Regions from separate parts of the Homo sapiens genome. Here region 2 is linked to region 1. Evidence: read pairs that join two places in POLR2A ChIA-PET (ENCODE). Cell type or tissue: B cell. All regions are shown on one strand.

Evidence for each region. Peaks named below come from ENCODE experiments on the same cell type or tissue, not always from the same donor. Only the 100,000 strongest peaks of a DNase experiment are listed, where the experiment ranks them.
Region 2: POLR2A ChIA-PET joins it to region 1 with 11 read pairs; 3 of 35 experiments call an interaction of 5 or more read pairs at or near these places.

Annotation. Positions count from the first base shown.
Region 1 is chr1:17,536,068-17,544,067 of GRCh38, forward strand. It overlaps ARHGEF10L (Rho guanine nucleotide exchange factor 10 like), which reads left to right and starts at 3,631. Exons shown (of 29, transcript NM_018125.4): 1 at 3,631-3,883. RefSeq lists enhancers at 162-211, 722-771. In B cell, no CTCF peak of the experiment used is centred here; DNase peaks (open chromatin) are centred at 484 and 3,964; H3K4me3 peaks cover 475 bases; H3K27me3 peaks cover 2,958 bases.
Region 2 is chr1:17,187,698-17,195,697 of GRCh38, forward strand. It overlaps LINC02783 (long intergenic non-protein coding RNA 2783), which reads left to right and starts at 2,092. Exons shown (of 4, transcript NR_148993.1): 1 at 2,092-2,233; 2 at 5,268-5,468; 3 at 7,746-7,904. RefSeq lists an enhancer at 5,365-5,866. In B cell, no CTCF peak of the experiment used is centred here; no DNase peak of the experiment used is centred here; H3K27ac peaks cover 435 bases.

The DNA of each region.
Region 1 (8,000 bases):
ACAGCACTAAAAAGCAGTTAACCATAGTGTCTGGGGGATGGAGTAGTCAGGGGCATTCCAGCCGAGGGCAAAGGCTCAGAGAAACACCTGTGCATTCATTTGTGCTGTGGAGCTTAGAGTGTGCAGCTGGGGCAGGGCACAATGGCTCACACCTGTAATCCCGGCACTTTGGGAGGCCAGAGCAGGAGAATCACTTGAGCCCAGGAGTTCAAGACCAGCCTGGGCAACATGGTGAAACCCCATCTCTACAAAAAAATACAAAAATTGGCGGGGCATGATGGTGCACACCTGTAGTCTCAGTTAGGAGGCTGTGGTAGGGGGGTCACTTAAGCCTGGGAGGCGGAGGTTGCGGTGAGCTGAGATCACATCATTGCACACTGGCCTCAATGACAGAGCAAGACTCTATCACCAAAAAAGAAAAACAAGAATGTGCTTCTGGGGAAGTGAGAGTGAAGAGGCGGGTGCATGTCAAGAGGGCAAGAATACGTGAAGATGTGGCCTGCTGAGGGCTGGCCTGGACTGTGAGGGCTGCAGGTTTATTTATTTTCCAGCATATGTTTTGTGATGTCACTCTTTCTCGCCAGAGTGGAGAGTAGAGGGAAAATGAAATCAAAACACTATCACAGAGGAGGGGCCTTAAATCAGAGGAGTGACAGAGGGCTGCGAGTGACGTTGACAAGTGGAGAGCACAGCTGTGTCTAAAGGGCCACCACTCCTGGGGCCCTGCAGAGTGTGGCCCTGGGGGAATGTGGACCTGGCATTATCAGATCTTCCGATTTGTTAAGAGAAGCTAGAAATCTGGCTTTTAATTTTTTTTTTTCAGAGACAGAGTCATGCTGTTGCCTAGGCTGGGGTGCAGCGGTGGGATCATGGCTCACTGCAGCCTCAAACTCCTGGGCTCAAGTGATCCTCCCACCTCAGCCACCTGAGTAGCTGGGACTATAGGCATGCACTACCGCATCTGGCTAGATTTTTATTTTATTTTATTTTATTTTATTTTATTTTTGTAGAGACAGGGGTCTCCCTATGTTGCCCAGGCTGGTCTAAAATGCCTGGCCTCAAGCAATCCTCTTGCCTTGGCCTCCTAAAGTGCTGGGATTACAGGCATGAGCCACTGCTCCTGGCTGCAATCTGACTTTTTATGGGAAATCTCCCAATGATTAAATGATGGCAACTAACAACAACAAAACCACTGTGGGCAAAACAAAATGCTTCTGCAGACTCAATTTGTTTTATGAGCAGGTGGTTTGGAACCCTAGACCCAGAGGGTTATATTGATAAGGGTTCTAGGGTGTCCTTTAGAATCCATTACGATCCTCTAAAGAGTGTGCCCCTAACCTGTGCTGGGCTCTGAGGGCACAACGGGGGTCTGGGGCATGGCCCCTGCCCTCAAGGCTGTATCATAGCTGCCCTCAAGCTAGATGGGTCAAATCAGTTATGCACCCAGAGCCAACTTACAACAAAAGGACTAGGTGCTATAGAGCTCAGAGGAGGGAGAGGTCAGGGAATGGAGGAGGCCATGTGAAAAGGCCTCCTGGAGATTCTGGGCCTTGTGTTGGTTCTCAGACAGGAGGGTAAGACTTAGTACAACCAAAGAAGGTAAGGGGCATCCTGAGCTGGAGGCGTCAGACATTTCAGGATCAGATGGGAAATAAGACAATAAAGAAGGCCGGGCACGGTGATTCACACCTGTAATCCCAGCACTTTGGGAGGCCAAGATGGGATGATCTCTTGAGCCCAGGAGTTCAAGACCAGCCTGGACAACATAGTAAGACCACCATCTCTACAAAAAAAAAAAAAAAAAAAAGAAAGAAAAGAAAAAAAAAATGAGCCAGGCATGGCTACCTGGCAATATAGGCACTACAGGCACCACCATGCCCGCACCTGTAGTGCCAGCTACTTGCAGGCTGAGGCAGGAGGATTGCTTGAGCCTAGGAGTTTGAGGTTACGGTGAGCTGATTGTGCCAGCCTGAGCCACAGGGCAAGACCCAGTCTCTTAAAAAAAAACAAAGAAAGAAAAAAAACATAGCCAAGGAAGGGGTTGGAGTACACTGTGAAAGACCGCGATGCTGGTCTGGGATGTGTACTTGGCTCTGGCTATGACGGCAGGACTCAAAAGTCCATTTCTGGTCCAAAGCTTAATGCCATGAGCCTGAGGTCACTCAATGGACATCTGAAGTCTTCTTCCTGCTTTGCTAGCATCCCCAAACCTCTCCTGTCTGCTGTCCTGCCATCATTTATTCACAGCAGGGCAGGGGCCGTGCCTGTTGTGTTCACTGGTGTCTCCTGCGTGCCTAGAACGATGTCTGGAACAGAGCAAAAATGCTCAAAGAATATCTCCTGCCTACTTAAACTATGAGCCAGTGTTGCCCTAGCCTGGGGCTCAGGACAACTCTGTGGTGCTTATGTTCTTGTGTCGAGAGGGACAATAAACAAACCAACAAGTCGGTGAATAAGATGATTTCAGTGCGTGGCCTGTGTGGCTTGTCTCACTGCACTGTAGCCGTTTGTTTATTTGCGTCTTCTCCTAAGCCTATGAGCTCCGAGGGGGCGGGGCTGGGGTCTGTCTGGTTCTTTGTCTCACTGGTAGCCCCTGAGGCTGGTGCCTGACAAATAGGGAGTAGTTAAAAAAAAAAAAAAAAAAAAGTTTTTGCTGGCTGTGGGCTGTAAGGAACACAAGCTGAAAATGATTTCAACCTACGTGCACCTGTACCCTTTGGAGGCTGCAGAACTTATCATTATCAACCCAGGAGTAATTGCTGATAAGCCCGCGTGTGAATTTCCTTGCAAATAGAGGGGTAGCGGGGGAGTGTTTAACAACAACGCGGATAATCTTAATTAATGACCTGATAACTGTAATTAATTGCATCATATCCAGAGGCCCTCTTTGGAATTTCAGGAGGGAGTACCTAGTGTTTGGCAGCTTTGGAGCTGCAAAGGCAGGGGAATGCTAGGATCTCAGTCTCAGCACTTTGCTGCTCAGTGAGCTTTGCCAAGTTACTCTCAGTTCTGAGCCTCAGTTTTCTCCTAGGGAAAATGGGGCTACATCACTGGGGTGTTGCCGGTCTCAAAGCCGTCAATGCCTGAACCCGCCAGGGTTGTTCTTGGAGGTTTGGCTGCATGGCTGCAAGGTTCCCCATGTTGCCATGGCGGGGGTGGGGGGCAATACGGGGCCGCCAAGACTGGTTGAGGGGCAGGTCATAAGTCTAGGGTTTCCCCTGGGGCCGGTCCAGGATTCTCACCCTTTTGGGGGAACCTCAGGGCAAAATGTTGAAGTGGGGGAGGAGAAGCCAGCACCCTGCGCGCCTGCGGGGTCTCCCCGCGGAGAACCGGGGAAGGAGAACCGGGAGGCGGGAAGTGGGGACCCCGGGGTAGGTGAAGGAGCGAGGAGGTCGCCGTGTGGCCGGGGCCGGGCCCCATCCCCGCGGGCCTCAGTTTCCCCCCTGTACTGTGGGGGGCCGGTGGGCTGCCGGGACCGCTGGGGGCTCGCAGCGGGTCGGGGGAGGCCACGTCTCCCTCGCGGCGCGCTGGGAGCAGGGAGGGGGCGCGGCGGCCGCTGCCCCGGCCACCAGGGGTTAAGCGGTGACCTCAGCCGCGGCGCCCCGGGACCGGGCGGGCGGGGGCGGCGCCGCGTCGCGCACGGCGGCGGCGGCGGGACCAGGCCTCGGAGCGCGGCGGGCGCGGGCGCAGTCCCGGCGGGCCCGGACCTCGCGGGCGGGCGGGCGGCGCGGCCATTGGCTCGGGTGGCGGCGGCTGCGGCGGTGGGGGCGCCGTCCCGGCCATGGGCGCCCGCGGCGGCCTGCGGAGCTGGAGGCGCGGCGCCGGCCGCCAGGCGCCTTTGTGAGCGGCGCGGACGACAAAGGCGCGGGCCCGGGCAGCCGAGGTGGGTGAGTGAGCGCGGGGGCCCTGCCTCCGCGGGATCCTCGCGTGTGCCGGAGTCTGCGAGTGCGCGGGAGGCGCTCCAGGCGCCAGGGTCCTCCGGGTGTCCTGGGCGTGTCGCCGTGGGCGGGCGGGGGCCGTGTCCGCCGCTGTGTCCCTGTGTCTGGGTGTGAGAGCCCCGAGCCCGCGTCTCCCCTCTGTGTGGGTCTCTCCTTGTGTCACTGGAGTTCTGGTGTTACTAGGGCGAGTGGCCTTTGTGCTTCAGCTTGTGTGTGTGTGTGGCCTCCAGCCGGCTGGAGTCAGGACAGTTTGGGAACCCCCACCCCCACCCTGTGCCTCACTTTCCCCTGTGGTCCACTTCTTCCTGCGCTGACCTTGGGGGTCCCTGGGATCGGGTGAAGTCAGGGAGTGCCCCTGTCGCCTCTGTGGTGAGTCAGCCTCTCCCACCCTGGACCCCCGCCCAGAGGCGGAACGGGACGGCCTCCTGCAGGAGGAGACTGTGGGAGGAGAGGATGCCGGGTCAGCCGGAGGCCGTGGCTGCGGAGCCGCCAGTCCCGGATCCTCCCTGGAACAGGGATATATGTCAGGGAGGGCCCTAGATGAAGACCAGCCCCCCTGGAGTCGCTGGGATGGCCTCCGAGAGGGAGAGCAGGCCTGACTGTAGGGGGCATGGGGACAATTCTTCCTCCCTCTGCCAAAGCGGGGCCCTGGGGCGGGGGTCTCGAATCTTCCTTTGGCCCTGAAAGCCAGGAGGCCCTGCGTTGCATCAGTGCCAAGTAGAGAGGTGGTGGCTGGTGGGCTGCACTTTCCCACTGGCTTTGGAGCTCAGTTTCTGCCCCAGAGTCCTTGGCCTCCCTTAAGGATGCTACTGGGAAGCCACGCCCCACCTGCCGGGAGCCCCATCTGCTCCTCCTCGGGTTCTGGGGAGAGAGGGCAGGTTGTGCGGGCTCATTAGAATGCATAGCTCTTCCCAGCATCCGCCCAGCACTGTGCCCCCCACGGTGTTCAGGCCCTGGACACACAGACTAGAAAGCAGGTCAGCCTCCGGAAATCTCCAAGCTCCCTGTGACTGTGGGCTGGGGACTGCCCTTCCCCTTCATCGGGCCCTCAGGCTGAAGCTCAGAACCCTCCTGTAAGGAAGGCTTCCTGGGGTGCCCGAATCTGATGCTCGCTCTGTCCCCAGGCGCTTGCCTTCCTGAGGCCCCCTGTCCCTTCCCCTTCCACCAAAGAGCCTCTGTGGGCTGTTCTCTCTATCCAGGAAGTGGGTCCCATCCTTCACCTCTTTCATTTCTCACTCGGGAGCTACTTCCTCTCCAGTGAGCCAGGGTAGCCACAGTGCTCTGAGGGTTCCTGCCCCAGTTGTGGGGGCGGGGGGCTTTTTTCAGTCTTCCAGTGGAACAGGGGCCATGTCTGTCCTTGATCACAGCTCAGAACAGTGCCTGGTGCATAGTGGGTGCTCTACACATAGTTGCTGAATAAATGAATGTCCAATAACTAATGGTTCCCAAATTCTGTTTCAAGTTTTAACTCTGGAGTAGTCTGGGGAGGGGCGAAAGCTGGTGTACTGCTCTGGGGCCCAGGTACCAGGTTAGTATAAGAGGAGGTTGGGTGTGGTGGCTCACCCTTGTAATCCCAGCACTTTGGGAGGCCAAGTTGGGTGGATCACTTGAGGTCAGGAGTTCGGGATCAGCTTGGCCAACATGGTGAAACCCTGTCTTTACTAAAAATGCAAAAATTATGGCCAGGCTCAGTAGCTCATGTCTGTAATCCCAGCACTTTGGGAGGCTGAGGTGGGCGGATTACCTGAGGTCAGGAGTTCAGGACTAGCCTGGCCAACATGGTGAAACCCCATCTCTACTAAAAATATAAAATTAGCTGGGCATAGTGGCACATGCCTGTAGTCCCAGCTACTCGGGAGGCTGAAGCAGGAGAATCGCTTGAACCCGGGAAGTGCAGGTTGCAGTGAGCCAAGATCGCACCATTGCACTCCAGCTTGGGTGACAAGAGTGAAACTCCATTTCAAAACAAAAACGAAAACAGAAATTAGCTGGGTGTGGTGGTGCACGTCTGTAATCCCAGCTATTTGGGAGGCTGAGGTGGGAGGGTCGCTTGAACCCGGGAGGCGGAGGTTACAGTGAACCAAGATTGTGCCACTGCACTCCAGCCTGGGTAACAGAATGAGATTCTATCTCAAAAGAAAAAAAGAAAAGAAAAGAAGAAGATTGAGCATGGTGGCTCATGCTTGTAATCCCAGCACTTTAGGAGCCTCAGGTGGGAGGATCACTTGAGCGCAGGTGTTCGGGACCAGCCTGGGCAACACAAGAGAACATGTCTCTACAAAAAATTTTAAAAATTAGTTGGATGTGCTGGTGCACGCCTGTAGTCCCAGCTACTCAGGAGGCTGAGATGGGAGGATCACTTGAGCCTGGAAGTTCGAGGCTGCAGTGAGCTGTGATTGTGCCACCGTACTACAGCTTAAGTGACAGAGGGAGACCCTGTCTTAATTATATATATGAGAAAAGTGTACTGTTACTTGGGGAAATAGTATATTAATTAACAGACATTTATAGTATATGCTGAGTGCCAGGTGTTGGGCTAGATGCTTTAAGCATGTACCTCTTACACACTGAGAAGGAACAGAGTGGAAAGAATACATGTAATCTTCTATGATTAATTTTGAAAAGATAAAGTAAATGATATATATGCCATGATAAGATAATAACGTGGATTTATATTGTACTTTCATATCTGCTATCTCTTTGTTTTGACAACACCCTAGTAGTTAGGCAGGGAGATGGGTTCATATCCATCTTACAGATGAGGAAGCTGAGCATACAGCATTTAAGTGACTGTCGAAGGTCACTGCTGAAGCGAGTCAGCGAAGGCGCCAGCACTCAGCCTGGGACTCCCTGGCCACTCAGTCCTTGCTTTCTTCTGCACAACTGTCTCCAGTGCCTTTTGTATTCCTGTCACCCGGCTAGACAAGGGTGAATGGGCCACTGTTCTTGCCCTCAAGGGGTCTAAAGTCCAGGAGAGAATCAGGCTCTTTAACAACTGAGTGTGCCAGAGTTGTTCCGCCCCATGGTGCCACCTTGGGCCCAGCTCAGCTCCTTCCTTGCAGTGTCCCAGAGAGTTCTTCTTCTCTCTACCTCAGTGGAGGGCATCAGAGCCATTTTCATTCAGGACCCTGGTCTGATGACATTCCCAGGAGTGACTGGTCCTTACAGAGCCTCTGCCGGGTCCTGGGCAGTGGTGAGTTGGGAGCCAGCTCACACCTACACATAAGAGCTGATTGCTAAATTTTAGGAATTTTATGAGCCGGTTGTTAAACACAACCATTATAAAAAATTCTGAGGCCAGGAGCGATGGCTCATGCGTGTAATCCCAGCACTTTGGGAGGCCAAGGCAGGCAGATCCCCTGAGGTCGGGAGTTCGAGACTAGCCTGGCCAACATGGTGAAACCCCATCTCTACTAAAAATACAAAAATTAGCTGGGTGTGGTGGCCCATGCCTGTAATCCCAGCTACTCGGGAGTCTGAGGCAGGAGAATTGCTGGAACCCAGGAGGCGGAGGTTGCAGTGAGCCGAGGTTGTGCCATTGTACTCCAGCCTGGGGGACAAGAGTAAAACTCCGTCTCAAAAAAAAAAATTTTTTTTGAGTGTATACATTCATCATTAAGTAAATTATATATATATAGTTTGTTTGTTTGTTTGTTTTTTGAGATGGAGTCTCACTCTTTTGCCCAGGCTGGAGTGAAATGGTACAATCTTAGCTCACTGCAACCACCGCCCCCTGGTTTCAAGTGATTCTCCTGCCTCAGCCCCCTCAGTAGCTGGAATTACAGGTGCCTGCCACCACGCCCAGCTAATTTTTGTATTTTTAGTAGAGACGGGGTTTTACCATGTTGGCCAGGCTGGTCTCAAACTCCTGACCTCAGGTGATCCACCTGCCTCAGCCTCCCAAAGTGCTGGGATTACAGGCATGAGCCACCGCGCCTGGCTGCTATTATATATTTTTGAGATGGAGTTTCACTCTTGTTGCTCAGGCTGGAATGCAGTGGCGTGATCTCTGCTCACTGCAACCTCCACCTCCTGGGTTCAAGTGATTCTCCTGCCTCAGCC
Region 2 (8,000 bases), 350 kb before region 1:
CAAGACCAGCCCGGGCAACATACAGAAATCCTGTCTCTACTAAAAATACAAAAATTAGCCAGGTGTGGTAGTGCACATCTGTAGTCCCAGCTACTCAGGAGGCTGAGGTTGGAAGGATGGCTTGAGCCTAGGAGGTAGAGGTTGCAGTGAGCCGAGATCGTACCACTGAGCTCCAGCCTGGGCAATAGAGCCAGACCTTATCTCATAAATAACATAAAATATAAAATAAAATAAAAATCTTGTAGTGAATGCTGTTTCTGGAAGGTTTTTGACTCTAAACCCCACCAGTTGTACATGTGGTTACCTGACAATGGCTTTTCTGGTTTCTATCCTGGTTTGGGCGTGTTTTCACTGTACGGAAAAAAATGTTTAATTGCTTATTGAAGTTCCTATACACAAAGTACATAAATTTTAAGTGTATAGCCCAATGTATGTTTACATATAATTACAGCAGTGTAATCACCACTCAGATCAAGATACAGAACATTTCCAACACCCCAGAAGGCTTCTTCATGCCTGCTGCTAGTCAATGCTGCCTCCTCTAAATGTAATTACTTTTCTGATCTCTATCACCACAGGTTAGCTTTGCCTGTTCTTGAACTTCATATAAATGGAATCACGCAGTATTTAGTCTTTTGTGTCTGGATTCTCTTGCACATCAATATGTCTGTGAGGTTTATTCTTGTTGTCACATGGAACTGTGATATGTTCTTTTTCATTGTTGTATAGTATTTCATTTAATGAAGATACTACAATGTATGTATCCCTCTCTCTATTGATGGACATGTGGGTTATTTCCAATTTGTGGTTATTGAAAGTAAAGTTGCTATGAATGTCCTTGTACATATCTTTTGGTGGGAAATGGTCTCATTCTTCTACAGTGTCTAGGAGTGGAATTGCTGGGTCATAGGCGTATTAGTCTGTTTTTGCATTGCTATAAAGAACTACTTGAGACTGGGTAATTTATGAAGGAAAGAGGTTTAATTGACTCACAGTTCTGCATGGCTGTGGAGGTCTCAAGAAACTTGCAATCATGGTGGAAGAAGAAGTCAGCATCTTCTTCACAAGTCAGCAGGAGAGAGAGACAGCACAGGGGAAACTGCCACTTTTAAACCATCAGATCTCATGAGAACTCCCTCACTATCACGAGAACAGCATGGGGGAAACCACCCCCATGATCCAATCACCTCCCACCAGGTTCTTCCCTTGACACGTGGGGATTACAATTTGATGTGAGATTTGGGTGGGGACACATATCACAGGGAAAGTATGTATTGTGCTCCAAGTCTAATAGATACTGCCAACAGTTTTCCAATGTGATCCTACCAATTTCCATTCTCACAGGGAGTGTCTGAGAGTTCTATTTGTTCCACATCCACATCGCCAACACTTGGTATTGTGAGGCTTTTTAACCTTGGCTATCCTGGTGGTGGAGTCTTCTTTTTGTTTTCATTTGCATTTCCCTGGTGACTAAAGAAGTTGAGCATCTTTTCCTCTGTTTATTGGCCTCTTGGTATCTTTTATGTTTTTAAGTGAAGTGCCTGTTCAATTTTTTTTTTCTTTTTTGGGGGAATAGAGTCTCACTTTCTCACCTAGGCTGGGATGCAGTGGCGCAATCTTGACTCACTGCAACCTCTGCCTCCCAGGTTCAAGCAATTCTCCTGCCTCAGCCTGCTGAGTACCTGGGACTATAGGCGTGCACCACCACACCTGGCTAATTGTTTTACTTTTAGTAGAGACGGGGTTTTGCCATGTTGGCCAGGCTAGTCTTGAGTTCCTGACTTCAGGTTATCCACCCACCTTGGCCTCCCAAAGTGCTGAGATTACAGACGTGAGCCACCAAGCCCGGCGAATTTTTTTTGCTCGTTAAAAAAATCAGGAGGTCTGCCTTTTTCATATTTATTTGTAGGTGTTCTTATAAATTCTGGATGCGAGCTCTTTGTCAGATGTAAGGATTGTGAGTTACCTCCTCTATTAGCAAATTTAACTTGCTTATTCATCAACTCATTCCAAGAGCACCAATAAGGAATGGGCCAGGCCCTGTGCTGGGTGCTGGGTTATCAGAATGAGTATGATGTGGCCCTCATTCTTGAAGACAGCTCGACCGTGATGGAGGAGACAGGCATTTAGAATAAGCATGAAATAAAGGTGGCTGTTAAGGGGTCAGCTCCCCTCACCAAAGTCACTTTTGATTTACTTACAAAAGTTTTCTTAAGATTTCTTCAGAACCCAGGTAAGGTGAAAAGCAAGGGTTTCCCTATGCTTATTTTCTGGGCTGGGTTTTTAAATCCTTTGCAGTGAGTACTGCTTTTAGAAGATTCCTTGACTCCATCAGCTGAATGCGTGCTCATCTGCTGATCCCTCCCTTGGTTTCCGCCCTGTTTTGGGGAATGTTAGGCTGGACCCACCAGGATGTGGTCAAATTCTTGGCCCTGGAATCCAGTTCCTGGTGCTCAGTGTGGGTAAGTCAGACCCAGCCAGGAGGGCGGAGGCTTTGGTCGGGAGTGGGGGTGGGGCCAGGCTGGCGAATGCTCTGGAAAGCTGGGTCCAGTTTAGAAATCTTCACCTCTCCTGGGAAAACTTGTCATGTCAGGCACAGCCAGACTTCCCCTCCCACCCCTCAGGCTGCCAGCCCTGATGGGGACTCAGGGGGCTGTGAGTGGCATGGGGACAGAGGCCAACACATTGGAGTGAAGTGGCCATGCTGAGGCCACAGGCGGTGGGCAGGCATGAAAGCCGGGCCCAGGACATGGAAGAAGCCCATGGCCAATCGGTGCATGAATGATGGGGGGCACCTTGGCAGGCTCGGGGGGCATCGTGTCCTGGAGTCTGAAAACAGGCACAAAAGGGCAGTGCACAGGGTGCCGGGCAGGGCATGAGCCCTGCATTCTAGCCTGGGGCCTGTTCCTAGCTCACCCAGTGCCACCCAGCTCCTTTCTCCGTTCTCTGCTCTTGTGGCCCATGTGTCATTAAGGGCCCAACAGCTCTGACATTCTCTGTAGCTTATCTAGGAAGGAGGCACTGTGAACACCTGGGAGCAGGTAGGCAGTGGGGCCTGGCCTTGGGGAGCCGAGTGACCACAGGGAAGCAAGGGGTGTGCTGGACAGAGGGGCCTGACACCCAGTCCCTTCCTCACGCTGCTGCTACACTGTCACCTCCCAGGAAGGCTCCTGACCCCGGATGGACCCAGAGCCCATGGTCCTGGGGGGACCTCTCTATGTTCATCATCTGAGACACCAAAATAGATGCCCCTTTATCAACTAAGATGGACCCCAAGGTTAAGGAAACAAAAGTTACCTACAGGCAGAAGGTTCAAGGCCTGGTTGGCATGGCAACTCTCTAAATTCCCACCACTGCAAGAATAACCACACCTGGCCGGGCACGGTGGCTCATGCCTGTAATCCCAGCACTTTGGGAGATCAAGGTGGGTAGATCACTTGAGGTCAGGAGTTCGAGACCAGCCCAGCCAGTCTTTACTAAAAATATAAAACTTAGCTGGGTGGTGGTGGTGCGTGCCTGTCATCCCAGCTACTCGGGAGGCTGAGGCAGGAGAATCGCTTGAAACTGGGAGCTGGAGTTTGCAGTGAGCCAAGATTGTGCCACTGCACTCCAGCCTGGGCAACAGAGTGAGTGAGACTACTTCTCAAAAATAACCACACCCAGCTGGGCGTGGTGGCTCATGCCTGTTATCCCAGCACTTTGGGAGGCTAAGGCGGGCTGATCACGAGGTCAGGAGATCGGGACCATCTTGGCTAACATGGTGAAACCCCGTCTCTACTAAAAATACAAAAAAAATTAGCTGGGCGCTGTGGCGGGCGCCTGTAGTCCCAGCTACTCAGAAGGCTGAGGCAGGAGAATGGCATGAACCCAGGAGGCGGAGCTTGCAGTGAGCCGAGATCGGGCCACTGCACTGGAGCCTGGGCGATAGTGTGAGACTCTGTCTCGGGAAAAAAAAAAAAATTACCACACCCTTGCTAAACTCTTAATAATAGGAACTGTCAGGCAAATCGTCACATCCTTCATGACTTGGATTTACAACCAAGACCACTACAGCTCTGACTGGATGGAGGAACTGCCTGACAAACATTTTTTCTTCTTCTTCTTCTTCTTTCTCCTCCTCCTCCTCCGTCTTCTTCTTCTTCTTCTTCTTCTTCTTCTTCTTCTTCTTCTTCTTCTTCTTCTTCTTCTTCTTCTTCTTCTTCTTCTTCCTCTTCTTCTTGTTCTTCTTCTTCTTCCTCTTCCTCTTCCTCCTCTTCCTCTTCCTCCTCTTCTTCTTCTTGTCCCTCTTCCTTCTCCTTTTTCTTCTTCTTCTTCTTTTTGAGACAGAGTCTCACTCTGCTGCCCAGGGCTGCTGTGCAGTGGCGTGAACATGGCTCACTGCATCCTCGACCTTCCAGGCTCATGTGATACTTCCACCTCAGCCTCCCGAGTAGCTGGGATTAGGCATGCACCACCATGCCTGGCTAATTTTTTTTATCTCTTGTAGAGACAGGGTTTCACCATGTTATTCAGTCTGGTCTCGAACTCCTGGGCTCAAGCAATCCACCTGCCTTGGCCTCCCAAAGTGCTGGGATTACAGGCATGAGCCACTGCGCCTGGCCTCAAACATTCTCTTCTGATACGCAACTGCAGACCTTAAGCCATTTCAGCAGCTTATAGAGTCTGCAAACAAGCTGTCTTTGTGTCCTGCACCTTTTGCTATAAAGAACGAAATTCCACCTCATTTTAGTACTAGAACCCTAGCCCAAAGTGAAAGTGGGGTCTGCTTTACACTACGTGTGTGAAAGTGGGGCGTGCATTACACTACGTGTGCCTGTGTGCATACACTCCCCTCCCTTCATAAATATGGATAGCCTTTCCCGCAAACCTGCTGAATATGTATGACTCTATTGCGTCATATGGGCTCCATGAGGCACAAAACCCAACCTGCCCTTTTCCTCTCCCAAGAGAGAGCACGTCCAGAACACGCCAGAGACTGTCTCTTCCTGGTTTGCAAACTCATACCACTAGTAAAGCTCCTTTCTGCTATTTAGCTATCCTGGTGGTCTTTTGGGCAACATGCTTATCTGGGAAGAGCTGTCTTGTAATCTCTGTGTCTGCATCAGACTCTGCCAGCCCTAGATTGGGAGCTCTGAGATGACATAGGCTGCGTCCCACCCCAGCAGCAGCATGCAAGGTTGGGGACACATGTGAGGGTGTGTGGTGCAGCCCTGAACAGCCTCAGGCAGACTCCCTGTATTCTTGTTCCCAACCTCCTCCCTCCCTAGGTCAAAAGGCTGTGGCAGGAGGCCAGGCAGATCACAGCGTCCATGCCTAGATGCTCCCTGACCCCCAGGAACCAGAAGTGCTGTCTCCTGAAGGCTCTGGAAACCCGGAATCAGCCTACGAGGCACCAGGGCCACCTTGGAGGGTGGAAATGAGGACCTCAGGCCCCAGAGGGCATGCAGGCGAGGTGAAGTTCAGGAGAGGTAAGCCTAAGGACCCTCAGAGCTATCACACTATGCCCTCCACCCAAATGATGCAGACAGGAAAACTGTGGCCTAGACCGGACCACCACGGCCAAAAAGGATCTTTGTCTTGTCTTGTCCCACAGCCAGGAAGTGTCCCCCTCTTCCCGGCCTGCTGTATCCCAGGACACAGGGCGTAAGTGTGGAGGAGGAAGGGCTGCAGGGTGAGGCAGCCCACACTTTGGCTCAGGACAGGGATGGGACCGGGACATATGGGAAAATAGTCTGGGGGTCCTGGGTAATGGCAGGAGCATGAGCTCAGGGTCGGGTGGCTGTCCTGGATGACCTGTGGGACTCTCTTCCTCTCCAAGCCACGCTTTCCTCAACTGTCCCTTCCTTGTGGGATGCAAGAGGCCACGGCGAGCGAAGGCATGTGCCAAGAGCTGCCACTCAATGTGAGTCAGCGTGCTGGTCCTCCCTCCTTTTCTCCAGGGGGCCTAGGACTTTTGGGGGGAGCCTGAGGACATGCTTCGCTGATGTCACTGTGTGGAGTGTACAAATGGCCACCCTGCTGCTCGTTGGTTCTATATGGGCATCCAGGCTGGAGAGCAGGGGGTGGGGAGATGGAGATGCCACCAGCAGGGGACTGGTTCCTAGAAGAGAGGGCGAGTTTGGGTGGTCCCAGAGGTGTTCTTCCCAGAAAAGAGAGCAGGAGGCAGGAGGTGGGCATGGAGAATGTGGAGGGGGGCATTGACAGTGTTCTCCACCACCCATCAGATAAGACCTGGAGCCTCATTACCAAAGACTTAATGAGATTCGCTTTGTTTTCTTATGAGCCAGGCAAGGTGCCAGGGGAAGCGGCTTCCAGCCCCAGGCTCTGCAGCTGGCTGCTGTGTGACCCAGAGCCAGGCACCACACCTCTCTGGGCCTTAGACTCCTTATCCATGAGCTTCCTGCCTGCACCCTAACATTCAGTGTCATTGGCCGAGTTACCCAATGGCTCCCAGCCTCAGTTTCTTCATCTGCACATTAGGGATAAGTACAGCCATCCACCTGGGAGGTGTCAAGGGGGTGTGGCCGCAGCACCCAGCCCATGCACAAGTTCAGTGATCATTACCTGTCTCCCCCAGCCCTGCCTGAGTGCCAGGATCAGCAGGCTTGGGAAGGGGGAGCCCCCAGGGATGTGGAAAGTGGAGAGGGAGCACATGGGCTCTGGGGCCTCGGGGCTCCTGGGCTCTGTTCTGCCTGTCTGGGAGCTGTCTCCTGCTCTCCCTTGCAGTGTCTCTGTCTCTCTTCGTTCTGTTCCTCCCTCTGTCCTTCAGTTTTTCCCTCTCCATCTCAGTCTCTGGTTGTCTCAGTCTCTCTTTGCACCTCACTGTCTCTGCCTTTCTCTGCATCTCTCTTCCTTTCCTGGGCTCTCTCTCTCTCTTTCATCCCTGTTTTGGGCTTTCTCTGTCTGTGTCTCTCTGTTTTTCAGTCTGCTTCTTTCTGTCTCCGTTCATTTCTCTGTATGTCTTTGTCCCCTGCACTCCCATTCTCCTCCCATGCTGTCCTCTCTGGGGGCTCCTCTGGCTTCACTGGGCCACAGGCCCAGGCTGGGGTGTGAAGAAGCAGGAGCTCCCCCGTCAGATGACGCTAGGTGCCCCAGTCAGGGCAGTGGGGGCCAGACAAAGAGCTCTGCGAGGGGTGGCAAAATCCTCTTCCCAGGGAAGGGAATGTGGGGGCTACTGGCCAGCTGTGGGATGGGTGGCTGAGAACTCTCATACCACTGTAAATTCTAGATGTTTTTCACTTATATCAGCTTCCTGATCCCCCTGAGCCAAAGGCCTAGAAGGTCCCTGTCCCTGTCCTTTTGGAATGTGCAGTCTTACTTACCAGAGTGACAAGGGGAACAGAGTTGAAACAGGTGGTTTCCCAGCACAGGAGCCTGTGGGGGCTGCTTAGAGAACAGCACATTCCCTGGGAGCCAGAGCCATCTGGGAGGGCTTTCTGGAGGAGGCAGATCATGAGGGATCAGGATGGGGACTAATATGTGCTGAGTGCCTGGTGGTGCTTTATAAGTATCAGCAGATTGGGAGATAAGCATAGCCACCCTGTGGAGACACCTGGGAGGTGTCAAGGGGCATGCATTGTAAAGGCCCAGAGTGGTGAAGCATCCACCAGCTGGTAAGTGGTAGCCTCGGGTGGGGCCTGTCGCTGTCCCCATGCTCTGTCCACTACTGGTGTGGCTTGCCCCACTTGTGACCATCGTTTCTTCCCCTCCACCCCCAGTGCCACTTCCTCTCTCCCTCGTTGTAGGGGAAAGAACATGGGCTGTGTGGCCTTGGACCAATTGCTTGCCCTCTCTGGGCCTTCTTATTGGTGACAGACAGACTGGTGACTTTCTGAGAGGATCTATGCAACCTCAGGCTCCTGCACCTGGGTTACAGGGTCTTCTGGAGGGGAAGAGATGAGCAGGTAGGCTTTGACACCTGCCTGCTTTGTCCTGAGTGTCTACTATGTCATCTGCTTTAAATGCGAAGTCCCTGGGACTTGCGAGTTATCTCTAAGCCT